2 separate regions of the Mus musculus genome follow, and region 2 is linked to region 1. A link is a loop called in an ENCODE intact Hi-C map of the cell type or tissue named here. Cell type or tissue: left cerebral cortex. All regions are shown on one strand.

Region 1 (8,000 bases):
GATACAAAACAGGAAGGCGGTGAGTGCCACGAGGAAAGGAAGGGTCAGCAAGGGTGAAGACCTGGGGTCTAAATGCCACAGAGGGTCACAGATCACTGAGAGGACATGGCCATGGCTTGAATATGTGGTATGTGTGCACACAGGGGGCTGGAGGCAGAGAAGTGTGTACAAACTTGGTAGGGAGGGGTATGACGAGTATTTTCAAGGAATAGCAACAAGACCACCTCTCAACAGACTTGCCTTGCCCTGTCCCGCTGGAACCTCATTCCCAGCTCTTGTGACGTCTGTCAGTGTGTGAGAGCCTCTGGTTGCCCTTTCATAGTTCTGAAGCCCAGGTGTGGCCCACTTGACCCCACGAGGTGGGATATGGCCCTCTCTCCTCCTAGATGTAGATTTTATAGGTCCGAAGAACAAACCTGGCTCAGACCCCTTGAAGCCCCGCTAGCCTGCCTTGATCCAGCATGTCTCTCAACAGCCAAAGGCCAGATGTCCGTCCTCACCATCTAGTTCCTGCCTGCCCTGTCTGTTCCTGCCACAGTCTGAGGCCCTGATCCATGCGCCTCTTTTCTGATCTCCCGGGAATGCCAGAATTCACTTTCCCCCAGAACCCCTGATTAAGCTACCTGCCACCTAGTGGGCCTGGCTCCCTGGTCTCCTCATAGACTGCATTCCCTTCCCCCATGGGATTACAGATTCTTAGGATTAAAGGAGACCATATGTAGGCTGTGCAGGCTGGGCATTTAATGGATTGAAAGCACCCGTTGGCCTTCCTTGCCCTTCTGCCCCTCTGTCCCACCCTTCTGCTTGATTATTCAAAGAGGATGTCTCTCTGTCCTCTTATGGGCTACAGAACCCACTAACGGAACTGGTTGTGGGGGAATCCAGCGGGACTATCCCCCTGAGGCCTGTGAATTTCTTCTTCACTCTACCATGAAGCATGGCTCCTTTACAGACCTCCCCGCCATTCTCACCTGGATCATGTAGAGCTGGGCCACTTGATACTCGTCCAGGCTCATGGGCAGCAGGATGTGGTACTCCTTGATAAGCATCCTGAAGACGCTCCGCTGACCGCGTGCGGCCTCTGCTCCTCCTAGCGCAGGGTACCGCGCGGCAGTCAGTGCAGGACGGTGGTGCGCGGTACTGAGCCCTGCACGCCTGCGGAGGGGCTCGGGCCGCGGAACCCCATGGCCGGGCCCGCCGCGGGGGAGGCAGAGGCGAACCCAGTGTTGCCTCCCGCACCGCGGAGCCCAGAGCAGTAGAAAGGCTCAGAGCTGACCTCTTTTCCACGCAGCCCCCGCCCCCCGCCTGCCTGTCGTCATGGCAACCGCGCGCTGACGCGGGCCCCCCAGAGCGGCGGACGCGAGCCGACACGCCGCAAGGCCATCCTCGCGTCTGCACCGAGGTCGCATCCCGAAACAGCATCCCTCCGGGCCGCGCCTGGCTTCCAAGACCAGAACCTTAGGGACCCGCCCCCTTCACCATTTCATCCCCTGAAGTCGGTGGGGTTCTGTGTACTCCACTCCTAGACGTTCACCTAGACCCTTGTCCGCCAAGATATCTTTCAGGAAGCGACCCCCAATGGGCCTCTGCAACTCTGCTAATACTAACTTACCTTACGGTGCCAGAAGAAAAAAACAAAACAAAACCTCCGTCCGTCCCCCCCTCCCAAAACCTGCTTTTACCACCCTAGAAGGTACCCGGTTCCTGAACTGTATGTACCCTTGGTTTTCGCTGAGTTTCCATTCGTCCTTACAGCCACCCCATCATCTTCCCACGAGGTTGCCCATTCCAGGCTGGTGTAGGAGCGGTCCACTGGTATCCCTCTGGCCTCCGCCCTGGGAGGCCCACTCTGCCCACCTGCGTCCCGGCATGGCGCCACAGTTCCGCTGCAGACACCCCTCCACCCCCACCTTGCACCCAGCGGGCAGGCGAGAGGCCCTCTGTCCTCACTTCCCTCAGCTCCTTGTCCCTGTCGCCAGACGTGCTCTTGACCCGCCCGCTCACCGACGTCCCCGCTCACCTCTAGCTTCTGGTGGGCGCCCCTCACCCAACCGGGGCAGGGGTGGTCGACCCCAAGGTGGGAGTCCGTTGTGCCCCCAGTCCCGGCCTCGGTTTCCAGATGGAGCCCGACCCTCTGGAGGCGCGGAGCCGGCCCATAGCCCCGACCTTTTTCCCGGTCTGCCCGCCGGCGCCCCTGCTGTCCCTCCCCGCCGCGTCACTGCAGCTGCCCCGCCCCTTTCCTGGGCCCGGCTGGTCCTCCCCACCCCGGCAGGGTCGGGGCAGCCCCGCCCGCGGCGCAGCAAGGCTGGCCCCTGCTTTCCTTCTCCAAGACAGACGGGGAAGAGGCCGGGCCCCAAATTCCAGTTCTTTATTTCTGTGCTGTCTGGACACCCCAAGAATTCTTGGTTTCATTTCCCACCCAGGCCCAGTCAGGGCAGCCCTCCTGTGTGCTTTGAAGAGGTGGGATTTGACCTAGGGGGAGCCCAGGTTAGAGGAAATGTTGTACCCCAAAGTTAGCCAGAATTTGGAAGTTCTCAATTGCCTCTGCCTAGGTTGGCATTTCACGGTTACTTAGCTACATGCCCAGGTAGAGGCCATCCCCTTAATGAAGCCCAAGTCCTTCCCTACTATGTTTGCTAGGTTCTCAAATTTGGACACCCATCTAACTGCTCCGACTCTGTACAAAGGCCGAGACACCCGGGGCTGGCTCATGGAGCCACACCCAGCCTTGTGGAAGTTGTCAGGACAGTGGATAGCAGCATCAAGCCAAGGTGCTGGGGGTGGGGGGGAAGGAGCCTCTAACTGCCTCCCTTAGGAGTCAGGGACCCGGTGTATTTAGAGCCTTCCAAGGATGGTTTTAAAGCGGAGCTGGTGTAGGGGCATTAGGACGTTCACGGGAGAGGCTTAAGTGAACTGGTATTTCCACCCTGCCAGGCATGCCTGCCAATCTACAGGAAGGGCCCTTTAGGCTCCGGCTGTCCAATAGTGCCTCCAGCTGTGAAGGCAGCCAAGCCCTACGCTGCCCCCTGGTGGCACCTCCTTATGCAGACATCATTGGTGTTCTGTCTGGCCTTCAGCTGCAAGGCGCAGAGCTGGAGGTAGCAATGGACAAGATGGGAAGGCAAAGCTCGGTTCAAGCGCCCTTCCCAGTTCCTGCTCTGCCCTTCCCCTCTGCCCACTCAGGCTTCCCCAGAGGAACCACACACAGAAAGGCTGAGAGAATGACTCCAAAGCATCTTTTATTTATACAAAAAGGACATATTTAGTAAAAGACACACCAAAAAAAGAGTCGGCTGTGGCCCCAGAGATGAGGCAGGAAGGTCTTCTGCACTCCTGTTGAAGAGGCAGGAGGTGGCCTGGGCTAAGAGTTAAGGAGTAAGTGCTGTGTGGTGGGGCCACAGAGAGGAGCAAGCTCCCGTCAGATCAGCACTGTGAGCAGGTCATGGAAGGGACTCCCAGTGGCCTCCCAGCACTCCCACAGAGGGAGGAGACCAGTTTGTACAGCCAACTGGACGAAGATCTGCTACCTGGTTCCTGGAGGGTGCCCACTAAGGGACACAGGACAGGAAGCCCAGGATAGGAAGCAACTTGGGGCGCGAAGGCCAGGGAGAAGCAGGCGCTCTGCAGTGGCCAGAAAGGTCCCGGCGAGGAGGTCAAGGTGCTTCCTGTTACGTGCGGGCATTGCGTTCTGTCTCTGCCAAGCACTCTCTGACTAGTGCCCGAGCGTGGATGATGCCTGGGGTGCGGTGAGGATGGGGAAGTAATAAACAGGGCCCCAGAAACAGTCCACAGCCACCCTTCAGAGCAGACACTCCCCCACCGCTCCATGGTTCAGCAAGAGCACCTCTAATCTAATGAGGATGGATGGGATTAAGGGTTGGCTAATCCGAGTTCCCAGGCACCTTCTTGGAAACAGACTCATTTGAAAATGGAAAAGTTCATTTAAAACCCCTCCTTAGGTACACGTTCTGTTCCAATCGAGGCTGGCCCAAATGTCCTGTCCTGACTCTAGATATCCTCCATCCTTACTGAACTGTCTTAAAGTTCAGTGTCTGTGTCCTGGGCAGAGCAAGGGCAGGCCTGTGGCTTCACTTACCTCTCTTCAGGCGCTCCATGGCACTCTTGCTACCAGCATAGGTGGGCCGGATCTCTTTGCCCATCTCCTCTATGACAGACAGCAGGTCCGTGTAGGTGCTCTGAGAGCCCTGGGAACCAGGTGGCTTCATCGCCTGTGTCAAAAGAAAATACAGACGTGATCTCAGACCCCGAGGGGATCTCCTGTCCTCAGCCATAAGCAAGCTCTTGGCCACACTCACCTGTACATACCCCATGGAGGGCGGACCAAAGTCGTTAAACAGCGGTCTGAAAGGTGCGGCAGCTCCTGGCACTGAGCCCGATGGCGATGGGACACTCCCGGCTGCAACGACACCAGCAAGAGGTCAGAGTGTGACAAGGGCCTCGTCACAGATTTCCAAGCCCAGGACTGTTCCCTTGACTAACCTCCAACGGCATGCTTCTTCATTCCACTCTGAACAACTTCGGAGACACACTCCTCCCCCCTGCGCTCCACCTACAAGCTCTACGTGACCACGCCCACTTCTCAGGCCAGCAAACTGAGGCTGAGCCAGGCTCGTCTAGCAGGCCCCGGATTGCAAAACTCGAGCGGTTTCTCTCCAAGACCTCGACTGCCCGGACAAGGCGAACAAGGATGGAGTTGGAGCCTCACCTGTAGGGACCGGGGTGCCTGGCCCGGGGGTGCTGGAGCCCGGGGTACTGCTGGGGGCGGGCGCGATAGGTTTGTAGGACATCCCAACTCCTCAGTGCGGCGGCCGCCAGCCGGCCGCTCCTCTGGGGTTGGCTGTCCGGCAGCTCAGCCGCACTCTGATTGGCAAGCGAGCTGCACGCCCCTGGTAAATAGAGCTCCGGCCGGAAGGGTGGGCGGGCACGATCGGTCCTCACTCTCGATTGGCGCGCTCAGCTGTCACTCGAGCCTCCTCATTGGCTGAATCTTGCCCCCGCAGGGCGCAACCGCTGCCGATTGGCCTCCACCTTCCGGACCTCGCACCTGTCTGCCCCGGATTGGGCGGTGACAGTCGTCCTCCTCAATTGGCGAGTTCGGGGCCCGGGGCCGGCGCGCTTTCAATCCGATTAGTCCCGAGGTCCAAGAGGCGGGGCCTCGGCAGCGGGCCAGTCTGGTCCCCGCGGTTTGCTCCGGTGGTGTGTGGCGGGCCGCCGAACACACTTCGTCCTCACCGCTTCGCGACTTCCCTCCGCTCAGAACTCCCAAGGCCACGGCTCCCACAGTGTGAGCACTCCGCCCTACCCCGAGCGTTTTACGTCACCTTTCACTGGTTCCGTGTCCCCCCCCCTTCGGCTGTGCGCATGTGCGCGCCTCAGGCCTGTATTTGTTCCCATGGCAACGGTTCCCTCACCAAAGTCATTACCAAGCTCCTTCTCTGGATTGGTTTGAATCTTCGGTCTAGGCAGGTGGGTCCAAGGCAGCCAACGACGCTGCTCGACACTGAACCCTAAGTCCCCTACTCTCTCCACAGACAATGATAGAGCATCATAGATCAAGAATTGCGTTAGGTCAAGTCAGGACCCTGGTCAAGACCCTTGGCTGGAATCTCAACACCTCATTAATGGTTTCCTCCTGGACTCTTTTTGGCGGGTGGGATGAGATTGAGACAAGGTCTCAAGTAGCCCAGTCAGAACTCGAACTCTCCGGGTAGGGGAGGGTGACCTTGAATTCCTGATGCTCTTGTCTCGGAAATGCTAAAGGATTACAGTCACACGCCAGTTTCTTGCCCTAATAGGTTTCCGTTTTCTCATGAAACATGAAGACAGTAATACCTGGAAAGTAAACTTGGAAGTGGGTAGAGAAATAGAGATGAGAGCCAGCCCCATATGGGTTGAAGCATGGTTGATTATTGTTCTGACGTCATTAATGAAACTCCCACCTGGGTCTGGCCATCTAGTTCCTATTTCCTTGAAATCAATTCACTTTAAAATTAAAATAAAACTATTTTATGTATACGAGTGTTTTGTCTGCATATATGTCTGCAGAACTGCTGCTTTAGCCCTCAACTCACTTTTTAAAAAAGCGACTGCAGAGATGGCTTAGCAGGTAAGAGGACAGGCTGCTCCTCCAGAGGACCCAGGTTAGAATTCTAAGCATTTACATAAAGTGCCTCAGAACCATCTGTAACTGCATTTCCAGGGGGCCCAATATCTCTTTCTGTTCTCAGTGGGCACCTAGCAAGCAGGTAGTACACAAACGTACAGTCAGAGAAAACACCCTAGACTTTTTTTTTTTTTTTTTTTCTGAGAAAGGGTCTCACTATCTAGCTCTAGCTAACCTGGAACTCAATATGTAGGCCAGGCTGGCCTTAAACTCACAGAGATCCTCTCTCTTCTTCCTGAATGCTTTGATTGAAGGCATGCACTACCACTCCCAGCTAAATAAATCTCCCTGTTTTTTTTTTTAAAGACTTATTTTATTTATTATATGTAAGTACACTGTAGCTGTCTTCAGACACCAGGAGAGGGAATCAGGTCTTGTTACAGATGGTTGTGAGCCACCATGTGGTTGCTGGGATTTGAACTCGGGACCTCTGGAAGAGCAATCAGTGCTCTTAACCGCTGAGCCATCTCTCCAGCCCATAAATCTCCTTTTAAAAGACTATTAAAAAACAAACCAAAAGGCTGAAGAGATAGTTCAGTGGTTAAGACTGACTGCTCTTCCAAAAGTTTTGAGTTCAATTCCTAGCAACCACATGGTGGCTCACAACCATCTGTAGTGGGATCCAGTGCCCTCTTCTGGTGTGTCTGAGGACAGCTACAGTGTTCTCAAGATATATAAAGTAAATAAATCTTTAAAAAAAACCCAAACAAATCTCAAATTAAAAACAAAAAAACAAACAAACAAACAAAAAAAACAAAACCTGGCATTTAATCATGCCTTTTTAGAATTCTCTAATTCACAATTAAGGCCCTGGGATGGCGGTGAGAGTGTGTAACCTCAAGGAGGCTGGAGGATCAAGAACTCAACACCAGCCTATCCCAAATAAACAAAAATAAAAGTGCCCCGGTCAGGTCACCCAAGACAACCCCCATGTGTGCCAGCAGGACTGCATGGTGGGAAAGACTCCAGTAGGTGGGTGGGAGTGTGTGAAGAGGAGCTACTGTAAAACACTCCGTTCAGGAATGTCTCAGTTCCCCTCCTTTCAGCCTTAAGCCTTCCTGCTTTCTCCCTTGCTCCATATGTTCATTGCTTGGGGTTGAGTAATATCCAAAGGAAACAAAACACCATGGACTGAATAGTTTAAATTGAGATTATTTTTGCACAGCTTAGGGGCTAAAAGTCTGAGGTTGGAGTACCAGCGTCCTGGGTCCCTGCTGTGGGCTTTCTTCCCGGCCTCACACAGTGTTTCTACATAAGGGCCCTGTCCTTTGACCTTTAATTTTCACTTTTTCCTTAGGGACCTACCTCCAGATTCAGCCACAGGGGGAAGTAGGGGTGCACATGTGAGCTTAAGGGAACACACCGGCATCCAGCTCTGAACATCTGGGGAGGTGAGAGTGGGCTGAACACACTGAAGCGATCTAGATGTTCCTCTTCTTTCCAGAGTGGATCCTCCCTGAGGAACAGGGTGTGTCCTGAAGGAGGTTAGAGCAGACAGCTGCAGCCTGCCTACTAAAGACCAGACTCTGATCACTCGGGGGAAGCTGGCAAAGGCCTCTTGGCCTGTTTGTCAGGGGAACCCTTCCCCAGCCTCAGTGTGTGTGTGTGTGTGTGTGTGTGTGTGTGTGTGTTACATGTGTGGGAATGTGTGGGTGCAAGTCCATGTGAATGACTGAGGAGTGAGAAGACCAGAGAAGAGAGTATCCGGTGTTCTCATCTACTGCTGTTTGCCCCTCTGCCTTGAGTTGGCGTATGCCATTGAACCAGAAACTCACATTTCAGCTAGCCTGGCTGGCCAGGGAGCCCCAACTCTACC
Region 2 (8,000 bases), 110 kb before region 1:
TCTGCATAAATACAATAGGAACTGGAGCTGGGGGGAGCTCGGCGGCAGAGTGCTCCCCTGGTGGTTCCTAATCGAGGGGTCTGCATAAATACAATAGGAACTGGAGCTGGGGGGAGCTCGGCGGCAGAGTGCTCCCCTGGTCCATGAGGCCCTGAGTCTGGTCCCCAGCACTGCAGACAAACAAACAGAGTCAACAACATAACAACAGTGAGGAACACAGTTCATCCCGCACTGAGGAGGCAGAGGCACTGTGTGTGAGTCAGGGCTCTCAGAGCCTTCCTGTCCCAGAACAGAACAGTGATAGTGAAACAGGGGCTGAGGGCATGGCGAGGCTTGAGGGTCAAGGGCGACCCCCCTGACTGGTCAGAGAGAATTGCATGGCCAACAGAAGAGTATAGAGCTGGGAGGAACTGGTACCCATGTCTGTGCAGTCCTGTTACCTCCCAAAGGCTTCCCGAAACAGCTGCTGAGTCAAATGTAGACCTAGACACAGCCTGCCTTCCAGGGCCACATGGAAAGGTGACTTTAATACTGACTAGACATGTGGGCAGCTTGCTAGGATGCTTCAGCGCAGACCAGAGTGCCCGGAACCAGCCTTTCCTCAACCTCTGACCCAACAAGGACTCTGGACAGATCGATCCATCAGGGGGTTTGTTATCAGAAATTCCAGACTGGGATTTGCAGTGGCTGAGCATGCACAAGCAGGGTTCTGAGTTCTATCCTCTGCACTGGGTAGAGTGGAGGCCCAGATCCACCAGCTACAAGTGACCCTCTCCACCTCACAAAATCCTCAGAGTTGTGGTGAGGCTCACATGAAACAGTGAAGCAAAGGCTTTGCAAATTGCAGAGCTCCAAGGAGATTCAAGAATCCTCTAGTCTCCCACATGCCGCTGCTGCTTACTTACCTGCCTGGAAGTGCAAAAAAAAAAAAAAAAAAAAATTAATTAATTACACATTAAAAATTAAATCCTCCCCACGGACAGTCTCACACAGCCCACCTGAGGCGGGTGCTATTGCAGGTGCCACCTTATCACATGGGAATCCAAAGCACAAATTGTACAACTTGCTTAAGATCATAGAGGCAGGCAACTTAGCTCTAAAGCAACCCTGCTTTTAATCTGTGATCCTTCCCCATTCTGTCTCTATATCCTGAAAGCTCCTTCATGTCCACAAGAAAACCTTGGAATGACACCTTTTTTGCCTTGTTTCCTCTTATGGGACCTAAAATAAGACAGGAATCAAGACTGGTACCCACAGATGCATGCTTGACCCAGGGTCAGGCCAGCCACCCTGGATTTGCCCTGGGATCTGGGACTGGATGTGGTGTCTGTCTCCCTCTGCTGGTCCCATAGGGGGACAGCCTGGCCAACCTGCTTTCCCTAGAGCTGGTTGATGTCCATGTCTCCCCAGCGGTGGCTGGTTAAGTGTAGGGAACATTCAGGAGACAGGGGACTCGGGCCATATCCTGGTCCACAGAAACTCTGTCACCTTCTGGAATTCCTGTGGCAATGGTATTGTCTTTAACAGGACCCCCAAGGGGTGGTCTTTAGGGAGGTCAGGTTGCCTCCCTGATGCCTGCCCAGGGGGCCCCCAAACAGCCTCTTTTCCCTTCTAACTCATGAATGGAGCTGTCATCCGTGGATTTATCTAAACCTTTTGTGAAGCTATTTATATTTCCAACCGGGACCACATCTTGGGGTAATGAGTTCCATCGCTGTCCTCCCCTGCTGGGTGAAGCATGCTGCCTTTGATTTGTCCTAAACTTACCTCACTTGCACTCCAAGGGGGCCCTGTAACTCCAGCATGCCAGGTTTTGGTGAACAAGCTGAGCTTCCCCCTTTCCATCCCCCTGTGGGTTTGAAAAATTCCATTCCTTCTTCCCTCTACCTCCAGCCCTGCAGACTGAAAAGTCCTGGTCCCTCGTGTGTGCACTGTGTCTGTGTGTCTAGAGTGTGGCCATATCTTTATCCCATGGGAACCTCCAGAAGACCCTGAAAGACATAAGCACTACCATCCTGCCTGCTCTGGGGGCTCAGGACCAGCGAAAACCCAGAATGGAAGGACCACATAGTGGCTCAAAAGAGCAGCAGCCTGCTTTCTTAGCTGCTCTCAAGGGCTGCTTCTTCCTCCTGTCCCAGACACAGTCATAGAAGGTTCTCCAGCCTGTGGGCTCCATGCCTTTCTCTGTACCTTCTCCTGGGGAGACTTTCCTCCAGGATCCCTTCATCCTGGACTAATCTGATGGTCTGCTCTGTTGCCCTCTCTGATTCTTAGGCTACAGTAAGGATGGACTACACAGTTTGAGCAGATAGGATACCATCATTGCAATAGCAGATTGAAAGAGCTTTGTACACATGAACTAAATAAACTTTCACGGTAGCTCATCAAAGGAGTGACCCTGAGTACCTCCAGTCTATACATTAGAAAATTCAGACTTTAAGAGCACCAGCCTAGCTGGGCAGTGGTGGCGCACGCCTTTAATCCCAGCACTTGGGAGGTAGAGGCAGGCGGATTTCTGAGTTCGAGGCCAGCCTGGTCTACAGCGTGAGTTCCAGGACAGCCAGGGCTACACAGAGAAACCCCACCTCTAAGAAGAAGAAAAAACCCACCAGCCTAATGCCCATTTTCACACAACTTTGGATGGAGCCAGAATTCAAGTCTTGCAAAGGTTCTGAATCTTTGTTCTTCACTTATTCAGCATAGATTCATCAAACTAATGGTACGTGCCAAACATCGCTCTGATTGATGGGGCAGATGCCAGGTAACAAGAAACCCTGGGCAGGGCTTGGCAGCGGGGGCTGGCAGCACCTGGTGTGCTACACGTGCGTCACAGGCAGGCCAAATGGTGTTCTCCCTTCCTAGTGCCCCAACATCTCAGAGCTGCCATGTCTACTTGGTTACCCCAGAGTAAGCACACAAATGCCGTATCTACAGCCTATACCAAGACAAACCCAGGTGAACCCCAACTCTCCAAACTCTTCTGCACTTCTGCTATTTACGCCAGTTTGTCAAAACTCCCACGTGACAGCATATTCCCAGAGCCATAGATTCCTGCCTTTCCCCAAGGTGCAGCTTCACAATGACTTGTAGTGCCTTGTTCTTTGTCAGCTGCCCTGTGTGACCCTCCCAACCCAGCCCCAGAGCCGTGGCTCTCACTTTGTAGCTCCCTTCCTCAGGTCTTCAGGCAAATGCCCTACCTGGACATGCTGTTCTAGAGGAGGCTCTCTTCTCCCAGCATTCCCCTCCCCTCTCCTCTCCCAGTATCCTTTTGTCCTCCCTGTAGCACCTACACACCATACTCGGAGATCAGGGAGCTTTATCTTGTCTCTGTTCCAAACTTGGAAAATTGCACCCAATGTGTGCTGTATGTGTTGATGCAGTGGATGGCTGAGCACCAAGTCCCAGCTTTGGGCTCCCTGTGATGTGATTCAGCCCTAAACAGCTAGGGGGAAGTGGTTCTAGAAGGAATTGGGTCCCGGCAAGAGGATGCCTCTGAGGGTTTGCAGTGGCAGCCACCCTTCATCACCGTCCCAGATACACTTACATTTACACAAAGCAAATGAACCTTTGTAGGAAGCTGCCTCCAACATGGGGTGAGGTGAACACCGTAAGTTTGGGGGTTGAATCCTGAGGTCATCCCATCATCTCTTGCAACTGCATTTGAGGGAAAAATGGAGGTGCAGAGGGGCCTTGGCCTGCTCCAGGCCATCTGTGCACAGAGCTGGACTCACATTTTGCTCTACTTTCAGGATGGACCCAAGCCCTCTTTGGGTGATCCATCTCCCACTCAACATAATAACGTCTCCCGTGGGTCCCAGCTCCCTCCCCCTCTTACTGTGCTTGTGGGTAAACTTGCATGACTGGATGTGCTAACTGCAAGACAGAATGGTGGATTGGAAAGCTCCATACTAGACTCACAACCCAGGAATGGGGCAGGGAACAGACCCTAGAAGAGTTTGTCTGCAAGGATTACACCCCAGGGAAACCCTTCAGGATCTTAAGTGTCAGGTTGGAGGGAGTCTGGGCGAGCATCCTGTTCCTTACCTTCCGCAGTCCAGTGTACTACAGGTTTCTGGCATTGAGTGAGAAAACAGGAGGGTGATCACTCTAAAGTATCCTTTCTCCTTCTCCTAGTATATACGACCTCATATACACTAGAATAGCACCTTAACACCCAGTATGTCAGGGACAGAACAGGTCAATCAGCAGCCGTCTCCTTTGCTTCCAGGGAGCCTTCTGTCTTCCAGGGAGCCTCGCCTTCTGTCTCCTGTTGAGACAGCCTGGCTGCTCAGGCAGGGGACAGGGGAGGAAGTGGAGGATGTTTTAAGATCTCACCCAGTCCTGGGTAGGGTGGGAGGATATCTTAAGAAGAAGAAACAGGAAGCACTGGGGATTTGCTTGCTTGCTTGCTTGTTTTTGAGACAGGGTTTCTCTGTGTAGCTCTGGCTGCCCAGGAACTCCCTCACTCTGTAGACCCCTCTGCCTCTCCTGGGATTAAATTAGTGCCCCACCAGGCCTGGTTTAACCCAGGGCTTTTGAATGTTAGATATGTGTTCTACTCAGATTTACACTCCAGCCCTTTATTTTTTCTTACATCTATTATTAGTGTGTGTGAGATTGGCAGCCCTTCCGTGGAGTGCTTGTGGGCGTCAGCGGGCAGCTTTCGGGGTTCTTCCTGTTGGGCCCGCTGCTGGCTGCGGAGCTCCTGTCCTCAGGCCGCACAGAAGCAGCTTATGCCCCCCCCCCCACCCGCCTGGCTCGCCTTGAACGTTCTCTGTCATCTCAATAGGCCTTGAATTTTCAATCTTTCCACCCCAGCCCTCCAAGAACCTGAGATTACAAACCTGTGCGAACATGGGCTAAGCATGGGAGAGTAGAGTTATCAGGAGAGGGGGTGCTGTGGGCAGAGGTGGAGGGTGGAGCAGCCTGGTTAAACTGTGCCACATACTTAACTTTTTCCTTTCCTTCCTTCCTTCCTTTCTTTCTTTCTTTCTTTCTTTCTTTCTTTCTTTCTTTCTTTCTTTCTTTCTTTCTTTCTTTCTAAAAAGATGTATTTCTTTTATTTATATGGGTGCTCTATCTGTACTGCATGCCAGAAGAGGGCATCAGATCACCATGTGGTTGCTAAGAATTGAACTCAGGTCCTCCGGAAGAGCAGCCAGTGCTCTTAACCACTGAGCCATCTCTCTAGGCCCTCCTTTTTCTATTTTTTTGAGACAGGGTCTTGCTATATAGCCCAGGCTGGCCTCTCAAGTTCTCGAGTCGCTAGTGGTAGGATTATAGGCATGAGCCACCATACCTGGCTCAACACCTATTTATTGATCCTAGGCTGGGTGGGAAGTACACAGAGCAATAAACAAAACAGAAGCAGTTCCTGCCCACATGCAGCAGCCACAACAGCAGGAAGCACAAATATTAAACACAGAGGAAACTGGGACACACCATGGCTCAAAGCCTAGGGTTTTCTCTGCTGAGGGAACCTTTGCTGTTGAGCCCAGGAAGAGAAGTCAGCATGGGAGAAGCAGGCTACAGCCTTGGAAGCAGCCAGAGTGGCCGCTAAGAGCCTGGCAGGGCTATGGAGATAGGTGATCATGTGGGGTAGGAGACAGTGAAGACCTCTGTGGGACCTGGATCCTCAAAGTTCCTGATCAAGAGACTGGACTTTGCCAGGAGAGTTAAGCCCACCGGGGGGGGGGGGGGGGGCGGGTCACTGAGGACTGTGTCTGGACAGTGAAAGGAGGACAGTGGAGACAGAAGGAGGGCCACTTTGCCATCTGTTTGGGAAATGAAGCAGCCAGAATCCACCGAAGACGTGAGCAAGTGAGGAGGAGAGGATGCTGGTAATCCCCTAACTCCCAGTCTAACAGAGAACTGGACACCTCTGCGTTGTATGCAGCTTGCCTTGGATGTGGAAAGGGAAAGCCGCCTCCTCCCCGGAGGCTCTAGGAAAGAAGCACTTGGAGAGGGAGAGGAGCCTAGAAAAACAAAGAGGGGCTAGGTAACAAACACACCCTCCCCACTACCCACAGGCCCGCAGGGGGATGGGCAAGGGTTGCTCTAGGCATTTGAACTACCTCCCAGAGCAAGGTGAATGCGTCCCAGCTGAAAATCTTCATCCTTCCACACTGTCTGGGTAATTGGTAAAATGTACATAAACCAAACCCCGCGTAGTACTTAAGCCTTCCCAGGGCTTCCCAGTTCATCCCTTCAGCTCTGCCTCCCCACCCCTTACCGCACAAGGCTCGGGACACCCCATTCACCCATATTCGCCTACCCCCATTGTGCTTCTGCTTCTGCCCCTCCTTCTGACAAGTCCATCCTTCCACCCTTTTCTGTCCCAGAACCTTCTCATCTTTCCATGTATTTACGAAGGTCAGTGAAGGATCCTGAAAGCAAAATGAACAGCCCCTTCTCATCGCTCTTGAAGCGAGTTACGTTTTTTGAGGGGAGCTGGTGGTTGCTGCCACAACAGAATCCCCAGCCCAGATTGAGCGCGGACTATCTTGATTTGACCCTGTAACCCCACACACTAAAGTTAGCGACCCGGGAGGGTCTACACTTCCCACGTTAGGGCTCTGGTCCAGAGCTCGATCCTTGGTGCAGACACCTTGCTCCTCCATCTAGTATGCCCTTCACCTATGCCCAGTGCAGCCCAGTGGAGCTGCAGAGCTCTGCAGGGTGTGCAGGGCTCGGGTTCGGGTGGGAGAATCAGACCTGAGGAAGGACACAGGAGCAAGCCCTCCGCAGTCACGTGACCCGGGCCACACCCAATGAACCGACTAGATCACGTGACACCGAGCTTAGGAACGTTTTTCTCACGTGACGGAGAAACCCCGGGTGAACCAATAAGGAAGCGGAGGCCAGGCCGGCAGCGGGGAGGGGACGGTGCGCGGGAAGGGAACTTTAGGCAGTCGTAGTAGCTGCTGGGACTCATTATATGTCCTATCCCGTCCCGGTTCGTGTGCAAAACAAGCTCGATTTTTGTGCTTATGTACTATGAAGTGCCTGATCACCGGGGGCAACGTGAAGGGTAAGTTTGGACCTACCTTGCAGCAGACCACGTGAGCAAGCCCCAGGAGTCCCCCTAACCACTTTCTGTTCTCCTCCCCGCAGTGCTGGGCAAGGCTGTCCATTCGCTATCCCGAATCGGGGACGAGCTCTATCTGGAACCCTTGAAGGACGGGGTAAGGGACTGGGACGCAGGGATGGGGGCGGATTCAATGGTGAATGGGGAGCCTAGGCTTGGTGTTCATTCGGCCTTACAGGGATGGTGGACAGATATTCCGGCGCAGTTTATTATCTCTTGGGTTGTTCGGACATCGGCTTGGGCCCAGTCTTCTGAGGCTGCATGTCTATACAGAGGGTACTTGCTCTTCCTAGAACGCCTAGTGGCAGGCAAGGTGGGGCTAAAGTAACTTAAGGGAAAAGCAATTTTGCCTGCTTTTTGTGTCTCAGCTCTCCCTACGGACTGTGAACTCGTCCCGTTCTGCCTATGCCTGCTTCCTTTTTGCCCCACTCTTCTTCCAGCAGTACCAGGCGGCTTCCCCTGGTCAGGACCTGCTGCGCTGTAAGATCCTGATGAAGGTAAGGGCCACCTGAAGCAGCTCCACAGCTGTGCCTCTGTGCCAGGTACTCAGTAAATGATGAGTTTGACTAGGGAGTTAGTCTCATATGGGAGCTATTCCATGCAACATGCAGTGAGGTAAAGATGTTTAGACCGTAGAGGGCTATCTAAGATCTGTGGAGAGGGTGGTGACATTGGTCAAGAAAAGGTTAGTGGCCCTTCCCAGCAAAGAGACCAGCATGGGCAAGGCAGCATGGGAGTGTGCAGACACCACAGCTTTGTGGGGCCAGTGATGGGGCCAGGGCCTACATGGGATGTAGAGCTGGGCCGTGGAAGCAGTGTGCCAGACTGATGTCCTACCCTGCCCAGGCCTTCCTGTCCGTCTTCCGCTCTCTGGCAATTGTGGAGAAGTCTGTGGAGAAGTGCTGTATCTCCC

Evidence for each region. A loop is a pair of places that touch in the nucleus more often than their neighbours do. Peaks named below come from ENCODE experiments on the same cell type or tissue, not always from the same donor. Only the 100,000 strongest peaks of a DNase experiment are listed, where the experiment ranks them.
Region 2: it touches region 1 in a loop (2.1-fold over the local background); 5 of 42 quality-filtered maps call a loop at or near these places.

The regions. Positions count from the first base shown.
Region 1 is chr19:4,094,234-4,102,233 of GRCm38, reverse strand. Cdk2ap2 (CDK2-associated protein 2) reads right to left here and starts at 4,883. Exons shown (of 4, transcript NM_026373.4): 1 at 4,727-4,883; 2 at 4,317-4,417; 3 at 4,097-4,229; 4 at 3,217-3,736. The coding sequence starts at 4,808. The coding sequence ends at 3,669. It overlaps Pitpnm1 (phosphatidylinositol transfer protein, membrane-associated 1), which reads right to left and starts at 1,612. Exons shown (of 23, transcript NM_008851.4): 1 at 972-1,612. The coding sequence starts at 1,049. In left cerebral cortex, CTCF peaks have their summits at 635 (motif pointing left), 3,024 (motif pointing left), 4,905, 6,821 (motif pointing left) and 1 weaker place; DNase peaks (open chromatin) are centred at 4,617, 5,022, 5,354, 7,253 and 5 more places; H3K4me3 peaks cover 4,284 bases; H3K27ac peaks cover 4,313 bases.
Region 2 is chr19:4,200,513-4,208,512 of GRCm38, reverse strand. It overlaps Rad9a (RAD9 checkpoint clamp component A), which reads left to right and starts at 6,910. Exons shown (of 11, transcript NM_011237.2): 1 at 6,910-7,030; 2 at 7,114-7,184; 3 at 7,456-7,584; 4 at 7,934-8,000. The coding sequence starts at 6,997. It overlaps Gm30082 (a long non-coding RNA gene), which reads right to left and starts at 6,805. Exons shown (of 4, transcript XR_388289.3): 1 at 6,715-6,805; 2 at 6,275-6,386; 3 at 6,075-6,129; 4 at 5,273-5,975. It overlaps LOC102631992 (a long non-coding RNA gene), which reads left to right. Exons shown (of 4, transcript XR_003952884.1): 4 at 1-3,264. In left cerebral cortex, CTCF peaks have their summits at 1,330 (motif pointing left), 3,446, 5,103 (motif pointing right) and 6,685; DNase peaks (open chromatin) are centred at 4,619, 5,967, 6,157, 6,801 and 3 more places; H3K4me3 peaks cover 1,955 bases; H3K27ac peaks cover 3,685 bases.